Linked DNA regions of Mus musculus: region 2 is linked to region 1. The links are chromatin loops, found by intact Hi-C in ENCODE. Cell type or tissue: left cerebral cortex. All regions are shown on one strand. Each heading gives the region's core, and the rest is flanking DNA. Links, peaks and the distances in the headings are about the cores only.

Region 1 (7,543 bases), core at 1,162-6,161:
AGGCTAAGTTACAGAATCCTGACTCAGAGTGTGATTTCCACTGAGGTCCTGCTGCCTTAGCAACATTGTAATATCGGAAGATCCTGAGTCAGACCATCATCTGTAACAGTGTGGTGGGGCTACTGCCACACAGGAGGACAGGTTGGGTGTCTCTCCTCTCATCCCAAGGCTGAAAGTCCTGAGCTCCATTTTAGCGGCTTCTCTCACATTTTTGAATGTTGTCCTGACCTTATTGTACAGCCTCAGAGATTTTATAATCATCTCTTTGATTGTTTCTTTGACTGGTACACCATTTAGAGGTATGTTGTTTCATTTCCACATGGCTGTGGAATTTTCTAGATTTCTTATGTTATTGAAATATGAATATTTAATTTTTTGTTTTGTGATAAACTTTTTAAATAATTTCAAGATAAAGAAGTATAAACAATGGCACAATATGCAAACTACTAATATGGACTATCTAAAAATACCTTTGGTAAATGGTTAGGCAGACAAAATAATTTTATGTAAAATAATAGTTCATGTTAAAAATTTTCAACAATTCTAAAATTCAACATTCTGTATGCATATATTAGTTTTTCTTTTTAATAAATGATTTATTTACTTAAGCTTCTGATTATTCATTAGTAGTATAAGGCAGTTTCATTTAAATTATTACTGACAGAAAACATAGCTTATAAGATTTCAATAAAAAATTAAGACTACTTAAATAGGAGTAAGAACTGTCTATATGGTGATGAAACATGCTTTTAATTCTGGCACTCTGGAGTCAGAGGCAGGTGGTCTATAGAGCAAGTACCAGGACAGCCAGGGCTACCCAGAGAAACCCTGTCTCAGAAAAAAAAGTTCTATACATATGAACACATATGCACAATAATCTAGTGTAGTCATATATATGATAGTCTGTACATGACAGCTAGATGAACACTGTGTAGCACAGTTCAGATCTTCTGAATTTTAGCTCCTCCTTGATCTGTTCTATCATTTCTGAGAAGGTGGTTGTAATGATCAGTATTAATTGTCAACTTGAAAGAAAATCTAGAATCACATGGAAGATGGACATCTGGGCATCCTTGTGAAGGACAATCTTGATTGATTACATAAGTTGAGCTGGGAAGACTTGCCCACTGTGGGTGGCACCATTCCCTGGCTGAGATCCTGGAGAAAGGGAGCTGGGCAGCAACACGTATTCATCACTTTCTCCACCCTGACTTGAGATGTGTGACCAGCTGGCCCAAGCCCCTCTTGTCTTGATTTCCCCTACTGTGATATACCTTGAACTGTGAGCCAAAACTAGCCTTCTCTCCTTTAAGTTGCTTTTATTAGACCATTATATCCCAGCAACAGAAAAGAAACAAAGAGATACAGGTTTATTACAGATTTGGTAGATTTTGATTTTTATATTTATCAGGTTTATTGTCATGTAAATCAAAGTTATAGAGGAAAGTATACATTCATAATTGCACATTTTGATAAATTGGTCTTTTTAACACTGAATTTTGAACATTTATTCATTTTTTAAAAAGATTTATTTATTTATTATATGTAAGTACACTGTAGCTGTCTTCAGACACACCAGAAGAGGGAGTCAGATCTTGTTACAGATGGTTGTGAGCCACCATGTGGTTGCTGGGATTTGAACTCAGGACCTTCGGAAGAGCAGTTGGTTGCTCTTACATGCTGAGCCATCTCACCAGCCCTTTATTCATTTTTTTAAAGACTTATTTATTATTATATGTGAGAACACTGTAGCTGTCTTCAGACACACCAGAAGAGGGCCTCAGATCTCATTACTGATGGTTGTGAGCCACCATGTGGTTGCTGGGATTTGAACTTGGGACCCTCAGAAGAGCAGTCAGTGCTTTTAACTCCTGAGCCATCTCTCTAGCCCCCAGTAAATTGGTCTTCACAGTATGCTCTTCATTAGTAGCTACTGCCTGATTTAAGATGATTGAATCTGATGCTTTTAAGATGTCTCACTCCATCGTATTCCTGTGTGCATTGCGCCCAGCCCAGCTATTGCCTTTGGAGAATACACCTTAGCGTCCAGGGAATGTGTTGGGCCACACAATATTTTTTAAGCATGTTCAGAACATTTACCTAATAGTTTTCCAAAAATAGTTTTCTTCGCTAGTGTCCATTTTCTCTCTTCTCCAACTTTAATATATATGTTAGGCCAATTGATCCAGTCCCACAGTTGTTTGAGCCGCTGTTCCAGTTATTTCCAATTTCCCCGCCTTCAGATCGCCCTGCTCCAGCCCTGTGTTCTGAGCTTCAGGTTCGCGTTTTGGCCAGATCCTGTCCACTCTCGTGTACAGCGTGAGTTTTTGTTTTATGTGGCAGTGTACTTGTCTAGATTGTTTTTAGCTATTCTTTAGGACTCTCACTTTTCTACTGTTTTTGTTTGGTCATTCATTGAGAACTAGTTTCCTCTGAGTCTTTAAGCGCATGCGCACTATCTCCTGTAAGCGTGGTGCTGATTCTAAGGTCTTTGTCTCTCAACCTTGTTACTATGTTGTTATTCTCTCGGTCTTCTCTTCTGATGAAGTGTTGACATTTGTTATAGCAATCAGTGAGTTCAGCCTGACCCCAGCCCTGAGCTGTTTTCTCTTGATCGGTGGCCACCAAAATCTTTCTCTGTCTTTCCCTCTCCTGCTCTCGATACTCGATGCTCGCTTGCTAGCTGCCTCCGCCTCTCTGAGGTCAGCTGTGGATTTTGTAGTTTAGATTCTGTTTTCCTGGTTCCATCCCTTCTGCAATTTTCCCTCATGGTCTGTTTGCTCTCCGTGTTCTATGCTGTGTTCCTTGAGCCCCGCCCTGCCCAGGCCAGGGACCTGTGTCAGGGGAGACACCAGCGATGTGCTTCTTAAACAGCGCTGTTTCCTCAGTCCCCTGCTCAACACCACTCCAATTTTTGACTCTTTTGATACTTTCATTTTCTCTCTGATACATTCAAACAGTATAAAAATCTCGTTCAAAGTGTGCAGTTATTTATCAAGACGGGAGTTTAGGTCAGTTAAACCAACTTGCTGTCACTGGACCTGGAGCTAAATCATAATGCACCTGCAGCCATGGTTCATAGTCCTCTGCATCCTCACCCCTCAGGCTCCCTACACTCTCATTACTTTACTGACTACTGCGATTTTAAAAAATTCCTCAGGCGCCAGACCTAGAACTGCAGCTATCAGCTACTCAGGAGGCTGAAGGGCTAGGATCTCACATCCAAGACCTGTCTGAGCTGTAGAATGAGTTCAGAGCAATCCTGGGAGACTTAGTGAGAGCCTATGTCAAAATACAAAGCACTGGGTTGGCAAGATGATTCGATGGGGAAAGGTGCTTGGGACTAAGCCTCTGCGTTTGATCCCTGAAATCTACATGGCAGAGAGAATTGATTACTATAAATTGTTCTCTAATCTCCACACAAATTCAGTGGTATGCATACACACAGAGGCATAGATACACACTTGCATACACACACACACACACACACACACACACACACACACACACACAAATGAATGGATGGATGGATGGATGGATGGATGGATGGATGGATGGATGGATGGATGAATACGCAAACCGCTTGTTTGGATGCTTTGCTGCCCTCTGGTGGGCAAATGGAACACTATTACAACTATGGGGACAGCAGCCCCCAAGCCCAGGGTACCCAGTGTATATATACTTCAGGTGAGGAAGCTATGCCAGTGTCCAGCCCAGCATAGTCTATCCTCCTGGACACCATGACCAACAGACCAGGGGACATCTAGTCAGATGCCTAAGACCCAGCATATGTGTGGTGTGATGTGTGTGTGTGTGTGTGTGTGTGTGTGTATGTATGTATGTATGTATAGCTTTTAGGGTCTTTCTGCAGCCTGGTCTCTCTGAAGATGGGTAGAAGAAAATCCTCAACATTCTTCTTAGGACCCTGCATGATGACACATGTCTTCAAGACCAGCACTGGAGAGGGAGAGGCAGGCGGGTCTCTATGAGTTCAAGGTCAGCCTGGTCCACAAAGAGAGTTCCAGGTTATCCAGAACTACATACCAAATCCATGTCCTAACACTTTCCTCCTTTCCAGTTTCCAGGCAATCCCATTCGGGTCTGGGTTGGCATCCAGACTTAGAGACGTCTATTCTGCTAAGGCTGTGGGCACAGTTTTAACTCTGTAATACTGCCGCATTTCCAGTCTGATTCCACGAAACCTAATCTTTCTTGGAAACCGATTAAAACTGCCTCTCAGACTATGGTGAGAAGCCTTCATCGTCCTGAGTGTGGGCCCTGCTGCCAGCCTGCACTGTAGATGAAGCCATTGATGACCCCGTCTTTCTGGAGCAGCAGCGTAGTGGGTAATAGGGTCTCGAGGTGCTATTTTAAGGCTTGAATAAAGCAGCAAGACTTTGGACTAGAAAGCATCCAAAGCAGGACCTGGGTCTATTTTTGAGACAGAATCAAGACTTTAAAGGAACCTTACACTCCAGGCCGGTGGCCTGCAGTGAGAATGCTTATCTTCTCTCGGTGCTAACAAGTGCTTTGGGAGAAAGTGAGAGAGCATTGTGTGGAGAGTCTCCACTCACCACAGGCAGGCCCATGGCCTAGGGTGTTCAAAGACAGCCACTGTGGTGGACTTTCTATAACCAGACTCCTTCCTGCCCTGTGCAAGCACGCATATCATCTCATGGGTGGGGACTCACGGCAAGGGTGAAACCTCCTCAGATTCCAGCCCCAGGCCATAAGCCCAAGTCTGAATGAGAGGGCCATGGACTTGCAGAAAATGTGAATGGAGAAGAGCAGGAGGCGCACGCTGGCTCCTCCATCATCCTTTCATGGAGCAGTGGGTGTGAGCTCAAGAATTGACTGTTGAAAATGGAATCCCAGAGGCTCCTGAGAGCAGCAGAAAGAAAAGATCCTAGCCTGGTGCCCACAAACAGTGCTGGTTACACTTCCGGATCACAGTACCCGAGGTGCTGGATTGTGGAAGGTGAGAGGGTCCCACATAAGAGGTGGGGGTTACCAGGGCAGTGGGGAACACTTGCAGGGCACAGATGCAATGGAGAACACTCATAGGGTGATGAGGAACACTCAGTATTTAAGAGCAATGGGGAGCACTCACAGGCCGTGGAGTGGTGGGGAGCACTTGCAGGATATAGAGACAGTGGGGAGGCATACTACATATACCAGGGAAGTGGGAAGCACTCAGAATTCTGGTGCACCCTGACACATTCTAACATTTTAATGACTCAAAGAGCCACCCCAGCTGAAAATCTGCTGCATATCTGCCCCCATCAAGCAAGATTCAAACTCAAACTTAGCTTTTGTTTACTGAGCAGCTATTAGGAACCGGCAACTACCTGGAGCCTCCACAGGAGGGGAACTTGCACACAGTCCACGACTTCTATTAAGATCATAGAGGACTGACACTAAACAGAGTTGGACAGCCAGCTGGTAAGCCCAACAGATTCAGCATCCCATCCTATCCACCCATCAGCAGCAAGTGGGTATGTTCTAAAAGGCAGACACCTACTGCAGCCTCCCCTTTGTCCCATAAACCTTGTTGGTGTGCCCCATGGGGTTTTAAAGAGCATCTCTGTCTGTAGCAAGTTTTCTTTTACATCTGAGATAGATGGACTCTCTCAGCTAAAACTATCCTCTGTCATAGAAAGTAGCATGCAGACTGTTCGAGGTCATGGTCATGCAGATGAGGTAGTGATGGCCACCCCCAAACCTGGGAGCTTCTGAGCCAGGGCCTGGCATCTGCCACTCTGCCATTTTCTGGGCTAGTGTGTCCATCCTTTCCAGATATGTTCCTCTGTGTGCAGTACCACCTTGGTGATATTTAGGCATCACACCATGGCTTCTGAGACCCTGGTGAGCCTCTCCAGGTGAGAGCCCTTAGCTGGTTGGGGGTCTCCAAGGTGGGTGGCTGCCTGAAAGTGGCACATGGAGGGAGACAGAGTCCTACAAGTCTGTGGACACAGCCAACCTTGGGCCAAGGTCAGCAGGACTGAAGTGAGCCTGAGGCCTATGGGGCACAGGTAACTTTTCTAGTTTGTGCAGTTCCAGAGGAGGCCACCCAGTTCCAGGACACCTTCAAGAGAGCGTGGAAAGACCTATGAAAGGGGATAATCCCATATACACTTGACTCGGGGAGAGACCTCTATCAAGTTCACCCTAAACTCTGGGGGTGGGGGGGTTAATGCCAGGCACTTTGGAGGGGGTTCAGAGACTGTGTATACCAGAATAAAGGACTTTCTGGTGAAGGCTGTGAGCTCCTGATCCCCCAACTCCACCCCGTTTGTCTGCCCCATGGAGAGGGATACCAGAGAAGGGCGCTTTGTCCTGACATTTCTCAACATGGCCCCTAGATAGTAGGCTAGGCCATGTCTTTGTCTAGAAGGGCTGTCCTTCAGGGAATCTGGATCAGGAGAGCCAGTTTTCTCCAGCTCTGATGGTGTCCTAACTAGAGAGACACATAGTAGAGTCAGAGGCACCCACAGTCCCAACCTCTGAGGCCTGGTGTCCCAATAAGTGATGCTCGGTGGCCTCAAAGAAGCATCTCTCCTCTGAAAAACAAGGTTTGCACTAATTGGGTCCTGAGGTGGTTGTAGGCTGGGTGGCCTCAGGAAGCCATGGGATGCTGTAGTCTGGCTAATACATTGGCTCCTACTCACTGATGTGATGGAGTCAGGAGGTGGGGCCTTCCAGGGTGAGTTAGATAGTGAGAATAGAGGTCTGAAATTGATGTTTGTTAATCTGAAACGTGACCAGAGAGCTGTTCCCATTATAGCTCCTGAGGACATTGCAAGATGGCCCCATGAGAGAACAAAGTAGTGGATCTGTTCAGTCATCAAACCATTGCCTTGACTTGTCTTCTAGTCCCCATGGTGACAGAAAATAACTGCTCAACTGTAAGCCTCCCTTTGAGCTTCACTGTAGCACCTGCACAGACCAGCACATGGGACTTGGGGCCATGAAGGATGAGAGTACAGGGGAGGAGCCAGGCCTGAGGGTCCCCTGGAGGAGGGCTGCTTAGAGAGTGGCACTGTCCCAAGGACCCAACCCAAAATCTGGTCTGAGTCGGCCTCAGGTGGCAACAAAAACCCTGACCCATGAGTGTCTTTGGCCACACCCGCTGTCTTGCTTACTCTGTGTCCCTAGGTTTCTGGTCTGGCTGTAGGGTCCCTTCTCATCAATGTCCCTTCTTTTCTGGGTTATGTTTATTCTTTCTCTGGGCTGAGGTCTTGGGCTGGAGGTAGATTGGAGCTAGCCTGTGATATCTAAGACTCAGTTTACTTGCCTGTAAAATGAAGAGGCCCCTGTCTCCTTGAAAGGTCAGAAGACAGATGGAGGGTCCTCATCTCACACCCTGCTTATCTCTAAGGAAACCCTGAATGGCAGGAGGAACACATCTTGCCCTGTGTAACCAACACACACGTGAGAAGCACTTGACCCAGGTCACACAGAGGAACCTGAGCCTATACCGAGCTCTGTTTGCCTCTTCCCTCCCATTCTCTCCTATGCTGCCCTCCATTAGCATGGCTCTTGT
Region 2 (7,543 bases), core at 1,031-6,030, 92 kb before region 1:
AAAAGGTGCTTCAAGTCACTCCAAGGTCCTTGCTCAAAATCAAAGATCTGACTTGAACAAGTCAAACAGAAACCTCAGCAAAACAACGCAGGCTGGGAACACACAGCCAGAGCAGAGGGCAGAAGCTCTGGGACCTCAGATTCAGGGCTCCAGGCAGAACTTAACTACACAGAGTCCCGGAGCTGAGTGCACTCTCCTTCCCCAGTGAGGAGGGGGTAAGGCAGCTGGAGATGCCACAAGCAGACATTATAAAACAATAGCTCTGGCACCTCTGATGCCCGCACTCTGATGTCTCTGGAGGGATTCTAACTGGGCAGGAGCTGCCCACGCAGCTGAGTGGTCCACCTGTCTCAGTGGTCATTGTTTTCCTTTGCTGGGGGGGGGGGCACACTGTAACCCTGTGTTTCAGCAAGGTACCCATTTGGCACAATGGCCACAAGCCTCAGTCTTCAACACTGCCTCACTTCTTACTCTCACCAACGTGAACCAATGAAAGCCACTACCAGCCCAGAGAGAATAAGTCTCAGCCCCTCAGATACATTTCATTCTATGCCCGTGACTACCAGTTCTACTCCAGAGACTGAATTACAGTCCCTGTCCCATCAGAAATGACTGCATATACACTCTAAGCCCTACCTTCCCACAGTCTGTTAACCCAGCCAAGATATGGGGTGAGCCAGGCATATGGTTCTCGGGCCAGACATGAAGGGTGGGCAGACCCAAGCCCTTCTCCAAGAGGAGGATAAGAACAGGTCTGAAATCACAGGGCATCACAAATGGAACTCACTGGGCAGAAGCCCTGACCCTCCCAGGGAACATCCAAGCTGACTACAAGGGGTTCAACCTCAGTGTCCCTTAGTCATTCAATATCCCGAGGCAAAGTGGCCCATGGTGCATCTGTCACAGCCCTGCTTGGCTGCACAGTCACCAGCACCCAGAGTTTCGGAGACTGAGCAGAAGACACGTGTAGAGCTCAGCTTCTCAGTGGCTCTGAGGCAGAGGTCATTGCAGCAGAGGACAGAGGTGGGGTTGAGGAGACAGAGGACCAAGGAATGGGTGACTCTGAAGCCACATGATACTGCCAGAACAGCTCATTCTTCTAGGCCTCAAGACAGGTCCACTGATCCTGGGTATCTTGAGGAGACTCAGGTAACAATGGCTTGGCCTGGCAGAACCTGTCTCTATGGATGAGGACCTGAGTTCACTCAGCTATAGCTCCTTGGGAGGGAACGGTCAGTCCTGGTTTTACATGTCTGGCTTAGGACCATCTGGGAGAGCTCCCTTCCTGGGTGAGGGAGCCCCATGCACTGGGAAGGACAGATGTAAGGCAACTGTTGGCAAGAAGGAAGGGCCCAGGCCACGGTTTATGCCTACAGGCTGCCCATGAGAGACCAGCCTTGCCACCCATCCCTACTCTGAACCCACCTCGGCCTATTCAATTTTCAATAAAATTGTCCCAGACCAAAGTCTGTGTCTGTGAGGAGATGGGGTCCTGAGGCAGGAGCGAGGCAAGTGGAGACCTTGTGCTTCGCAACAGCTGCCCGTGTGGCTCCAGCTAGGCTTGGGCCGGGGTAGGAGGGGCAGCTGAAGAGAGACACAAACTCAGCGTGGGCAAGGGTGCTGAGGCTGGGGGATTCCCAGGCCTCTGCAAGGGGCTTTGAGTTTTCCTACCTAGTTCCTGCTAACTCTCCCTGCTCAGAGGGTGAGGGGTTAAGATGGGGACCAGAGTGAGATGAGGGGTGAAAGTCACCAGGTGGGGTGTATCAACTTGTTGAAGAAGGCAGCATTAAGAGACCTGGCAGTGGGACAGTTGGAAAGACCCAGATTTTCGTTTGTTCAGTTTTGTTTCTTGTTTTAACATGCTACATCACTGTTGAAAACAAAAACATTTCAAAAATAATATATAATATATATATATAATATTTATATCATGAAAAGCTATTGGCTAGCAGCAATGATTCTAAATTTATCTTAGCACCAAGACCATGGAGGCAAAGGGAGGCTCTGAGGGAGGACGGACAGACTGCAGAACCAGGAAAGGGTAGCAACGTGTTCAGTGTTAATGACATTTCTGTTAGGCCTCAGAGGTGAGACAGACCCAGAAGGAAGGAAGCTACCATAGCTGCAGGCCCCACCAGGGAGGTTGAGGGTACGGGGGCCTTTCCTTGTGGTTGAACCCCCAATACTCCACTGAAGGAGAGGGACAGTTCTCTGCAGAACTGACCATGGGCAGGTCCTTCAGACCTTCCTCCCTTCCCCAAGACAACCCTGTATCCACATTCTGAGATCTGCACAGACTACACAGATCAGATGTGGAAATTAGAGAGAAGTTTTTAACAGCTCATGCACATTTCTGAAAACTCTTTGCGAGGTATACTGGTAGATAAATGAACATTGGTCAGACTCCTCTAGTTTAAACCACTCTCTTCCCCGCTATGGGGGGAGGCGAGAGGCATTTCTAAAGCTTATATGTAGTTGCAAAGTGTGTGTGGTGTGTGTGCATGTATGTGCATGTGGTGTGTGTGTGTGTGTGCATGTGGTGTGTGTGCATGTATGTGCATGTGGTATGTGTGTGAGTGGTGTGTGTGCATGTGTGTGCATGTATGTGCATGTGTTGTGTGTGTATGTGTGCATGTGGTGTGTGTGCATGTATGTGCATGTGGTGTGTGTGTGTGTGTGTGTGTGTGTGTGTGTAGGTATGTATACATGCTTGTACCTTGAGAATCCCACCTCATTTCCTGTTTTCTCCTATTCTATAGGACATCTCAACTCTACTCAAAATAAGAAGAGTTCACAGGCAGAGAAGCACTGCCTGGTGTCCTGTGACCTTCCTGCAAGGCTGAGGAACACATTATCAGCCTTTTGCAAAAGGAAAAACCTCTCTAGGCACTCTCTGAGTTCTGGGTAGCCCAGGGCATGACTTTCGTTGATTGCTCTGCCCTTGAACTACAAAACAGCTGCTCCTTGGTTATGAAAAGAAACACAAATCCCACAACACATCCCATAATTATAAAGATGAAAACAATGTGAAAGTTGAATATACACTTTTCATTTTACCTGTATTTAGCCAAAAGAATCATGGTCCTGTTGGGAGTTTAGATCTCGTGGCTCATTGTCTCCCCAACAGCCCAAGATATGAATGGAAGTATATACTTTATCCTCCAGCGGCTGGAAAGGGGGAGGCATAAAGCTTACCCTCCCTCCACCCCCAAGTTTCAAGCTCGTATGTGAAAAAAAAAATTACGTTCAGTGTAACAGCTCATATCTTTAAACTCCAGAGGCCTGAAGAAGGGAACTGACAACCTAGGGTTGGCAGAGGTGACACAGGGGAGCGGCGACATGGGGGGGGGGTGGTGGTGGAGGGGAACGCAGCTGGCTCACAGCGGAGGGAGGTTGATGCATTTGACCATTTGACGGTGGGACAAGGGAAGGAATCAATCAGAAAATGAACAAAGAAAGATCTCCCAAGCTGAAGTCAGGTGAGGGGAGAAAGACCAGATAGTCTAGTCCAGAAATCCAATTCACCCTCATGGAAACCCAGATGTAATGTAACTGGACCAGGATGCCAATGAGGAGACCACAAAGTTCACCCCCCCCCCCGCCCCCGCCACAAAACCATACCAAAAAAGGAGAAGGCAGGCACCCAACCCCCAGCCCTCTACCAACACATGAGAACAGAAACAGAAGAAGCCACCTAAAAGTGACAAGAGAATCATCATTTAGCTTATGCCGCTTTGACTGTTTGGTGGGAACACGTGTGGCCCCAGAACACGCTCGTGTAAGTGAGGATGAGTTGCCGTGGAGGCTGCAGCTGCCAAGTGCGGAGACAAGAGTCAGTTGCCAACATTGCTCCTTTCTGAAAGCTGCCAGTGGCTTCTGGTGGACATAATTAACTTAGTCTTTAAAAAAATTTCAGTGTAGGTTTATATATATATATATATGTATATATAATATAATATATATTTATATAATATATCAAAGCTTATGAGTATAGATTAAAAAAATATTCACCGGCTTTGTGGCCTCTGGAGCTCAGGCCCCCTACATGTCTGGGTAGAACTCAGAGCCATGGTCCACCACATGCAGCATGGGCTTCTGCTCCAAGGCAGACATCCTACTGAGGACCTCGGCTGACAGTGTGTAGCTATTGCCAGACTTCTCCTCAAACCAGCTGTCCAGGGCTCGCTTGGCATCAAAGTTGGCGATGGGCGGTCCGTTCACAGCAATTGTCAACAGGTCACTGAGCTGCTCCAGGGTCAGGCGGGAGCGGTGGTTTTTGCGGACCCGCTGGAGGGCGCTCCGGCCTTTCTCGCAGCAGGCTGTGGAGGTGGGGAGAACTTTAAGGACCTGAATGATCTTGTTCAAGAGCGGAAACCTCTGCTTGTACTTGCAGATGTGGCTGAGGAGGTCTTTGAAGCCATTTTTGGTGTAGTAATCAGCCTTGAGGTCTCTCCACTCCATCAGCAGGCTCCCCCGGGGGTCCGTCCCTTCGCGGCACACATCCCGGGAGAAGGCAGGAATGGCTTCCAGGTGGTCGAAGATCTGAACCATGTCCTCCTTGCCAAAGCTCAGGAGCTCCTCGCTGTTCCTGGGCCAGGCCGCTAAGTCGAACACCTGGCAGGCCTTCACAAAGACCCGGCTTCGGGAGTCAAACCTCTGAGCCAGAATGACCTGTGTCTTCTGGCAGATCTTCTCTCTGATGGACTGGAACTTGGCTTCTGCCACCCTGAGGTTCTTCACGGCGATCCCATTGAAACTCTCTCGGAAATTCTCCTCGAATTCCTGCAGGTACTCTCCCGGGGAGTCCGCAAGCCGGCTGATCTCCTGGATTGCCTCCTCGATCTTGTCATCCACCTGTGACACCAGGAGGTACTCGCCCTGGAAGATGTAGGCCAGGCGTGACAGCACAGCGATCACGTCCAGGAGGAAGTAGATGAGCTTCATGGATTGGTAGTCCATGAGGAACTGCAGCAGGGCCAGGGCTATGGCTGAGGCGTCAGCCCGCTGTGTCTGGCTGCTGACATCCTTCAGGTGAGCCACCACTTCCAGGTAGTCCTTGATAAGGGCGTTCAAGACATTCTGCTCACCAATGATCCACCTCACGGCACGGATGTCCCCCAGGAATTCGGTCTCCTCGCACAGGGTGGAGGCCGTGGAGCGCAGCTCACACATGAGGCGTGGTGAGTAGCGGTAGAAACTGAGGAGCTGTTTCAAGTTGTTCTCCAGCTCCTCTAGGCAGGGCAGCTCTTTCCCACTGATGGCATCCAGGATCTCCAGGTGGGGCCGGTGCACCATGAAGGGCAAGCACAGCAGCCACGGAAGCGTCTTGCGGATGGTCATGAACATGCTGGCGCGCAAGCTGGCGGTGATGTTGGCCCCATCCACTCCCAGGCCCACAGTTGGCTTCTCGTCCTGTAAGCGGATGCCCAGAGCAGCAAAGGCCCGGTCGAGTGCTTGGAGATAGCTTTCTGTGCTGGAGAAGCCTAGCTCCTGCAGGGATAGGAATTCTGTGGCTGGGGGTCCATCACTGCTGGTATACTGCACATAGACGGCCACTGTGTCAGCCAGAAGGTCGTCACTCTGCCCATCCAGGATGATGCTGAGGCAGGGCGACTGACGGATGCGCTCCACCAGGTCTTCTCTCAGTGCCCGGGCGATGTGATGGATAAGGATCTGGCAGTCCCCCTCATTCATATACTGGTCCACCACCTTGAGCTCGCACTTCCGCAGCAGCTCTGCCAGGGGCCGGAAGTCGAGGTAGGGCCTCCCCTCCAGCGCCAGGTGGTAGGCGGTGTTGAAGAGCAGGGTCATGTTGCGGCACATCTCCTCAGTCTTCTCCGGGTGCATGCGCAGTTTGTACAGCTGCAGGCATTTCTTGTGCAGGTTGCTCTGGCTGTGCAGCTTGATGGTGTGGATCTTAAACTGCTTGGAGCCGATGATGAAAGCGGAAGTGCGTGAGGACTGAACCGTGTACTGGCGGCACACGTGACACCACATCTCATTCAGGGTCGGGGAGTACCGTAGGAACCAGAACTTTTTCAGCCACTCCTGCTTGAAGCGCCGGATGCGGCGTCCTGTGGCAGAGGACATCTTGGAGGGTTCATCGGTTGCCGTCATCACGTCGTTGGAGACAGATTCATCTGCAGAATCCACTTCCTGGTCATCGTCCTCCATGATGGCGGGGCCGGAGACCATACTCTCTGAGGCTGGAAAATAAGAGGGGAAGGAGAAGTTCGCGTGGGCTGTTGACAGCACAGACTCAGCAAGGGCCTCTGAGGGAGAGCGGGCCCCACAGAGATGGAAGCCCAGCCTGGAGTTGAGTCAAGGGTAACTCTACTCTCCACAGTGAGGTTACCTCCCCATGAGTTGCCCATGGTGTTCTTGGACGCTACTCACTATGCTCCATGCTGCCTGCACCTGAGCTCAGTTTTGATTTGTGGGTGCTTCTGGGGTGGAATGTTTTAGAAGAGGCAGAATGTTTGATGTCACACATTCAGGTTACACTGGAGGACCTGGCTCTGGAATGCCCACCGCTATGGTCAGGGTGAGCATGTGGCTCTTAACTGCGGGCAGCCTCGATATTGAGGCAAAATGTGGTTTTTACGTCCACCCCAACCCATTCTGAGGGTGGCTGAGAAGGGAAACCTGAGGGAAACAGCCAGGCTTAGCTGCAAATCTGCACAGAATCAAACCACAGTTCTTCCTTGGTCCAACAACTTGAAGAGATCCAGGCAGCCAGCAAAAAAGGACAGTCACACAGCTGTCGGCCCCAGGTTCTCTGGTTCCTCATCCTTCTAGAACTCCAGGCTGGGAACAGAGCACCATGTGGGTGGGACAGAGTCTGGAAGAAGTGGACGAGGCTGTGCTCCTGGCCTGAGTTTGGGGAGCTGTAAAAGCTCCCAGCAGAGACTGGGGGAAGAGAAGTTGGGTCAGGGGAGACAACAGTGGGCCCCGCCCCCAAGAGAAAACACCAGGTCAAGAACACAGCACACAGCCCTCCTGCAAATGGGACATATTTTATTGACAAGGAGGATATACAGGTTGGCACATGCAATGCCCTCCCTCCCCCGATCTTCAAGCCAGCCTGCCTCTGTCACCTGAGGGACTGGGCTCCCACCCCAAGAGGGGGCTGCCTCTGCTGAGTTGCATTCCTCTGGTCTCCTGGCAGGTGGTTGTGACAGAGCAGAGCGCTCTGGGCCACCCTCCACACAGTGCGCACGAGTGGCACTGCACACTCTTCCCTTTAACAGCAACCTCATCCTGAGGAACTTACCTGCAGGATCTGAGAACTCTGGGAGCTCAAGCACCTGTGGTGGCAGAAGGGAGGGCTCAGGCAGCTTTCCAGACTTAAGCATGTCTAGCTCCGCCTGCAATTCCCGCACTTTCTTTTTCAGGCGAATGCAGTTAGGACAAAAGGAGGTGGTAGGCAGCTCATGGGGGTCAGATGCCAGAGAGGCCTCTGCAGGGCTGTCAGCCTTGAATGATGTAGGCTCCTCCTCTTCATCTTCCAGTGGGCCCAGCTCTTTGGCCACCCTTTGAGGGA

What was found. Hi-C counts contacts between places; a loop is a spot of excess contacts. Peaks named below come from ENCODE experiments on the same cell type or tissue, not always from the same donor. Only the 100,000 strongest peaks of a DNase experiment are listed, where the experiment ranks them.
Region 2: it touches region 1 in a loop (2.6-fold over the local background); 9 of 42 quality-filtered maps call a loop at or near these places.

What each region holds. Positions count from the first base shown.
Region 1 is chr2:93,059,900-93,067,442 of GRCm38, forward strand. No RefSeq gene overlaps it. Among named protein-coding and RNA genes, the nearest start is that of Prdm11, 18 kb to the left of the region's middle. In left cerebral cortex, for the core only: a CTCF peak has its summit at 3,639 (motif pointing left); a DNase peak (open chromatin) is centred at 3,612.
Region 2 is chr2:92,967,977-92,975,519 of GRCm38, forward strand. Prdm11 (PR domain containing 11) reads right to left here. Exons shown (of 8, transcript NM_001368848.1): 7 at 7,274-7,543; 8 at 1-6,206. The coding sequence ends at 4,042. Among named protein-coding and RNA genes, the nearest start is that of Gm13791, 52 kb to the left of the region's middle. In left cerebral cortex, for the core only: no CTCF peak of the experiment used is centred there; a DNase peak (open chromatin) is centred at 3,796.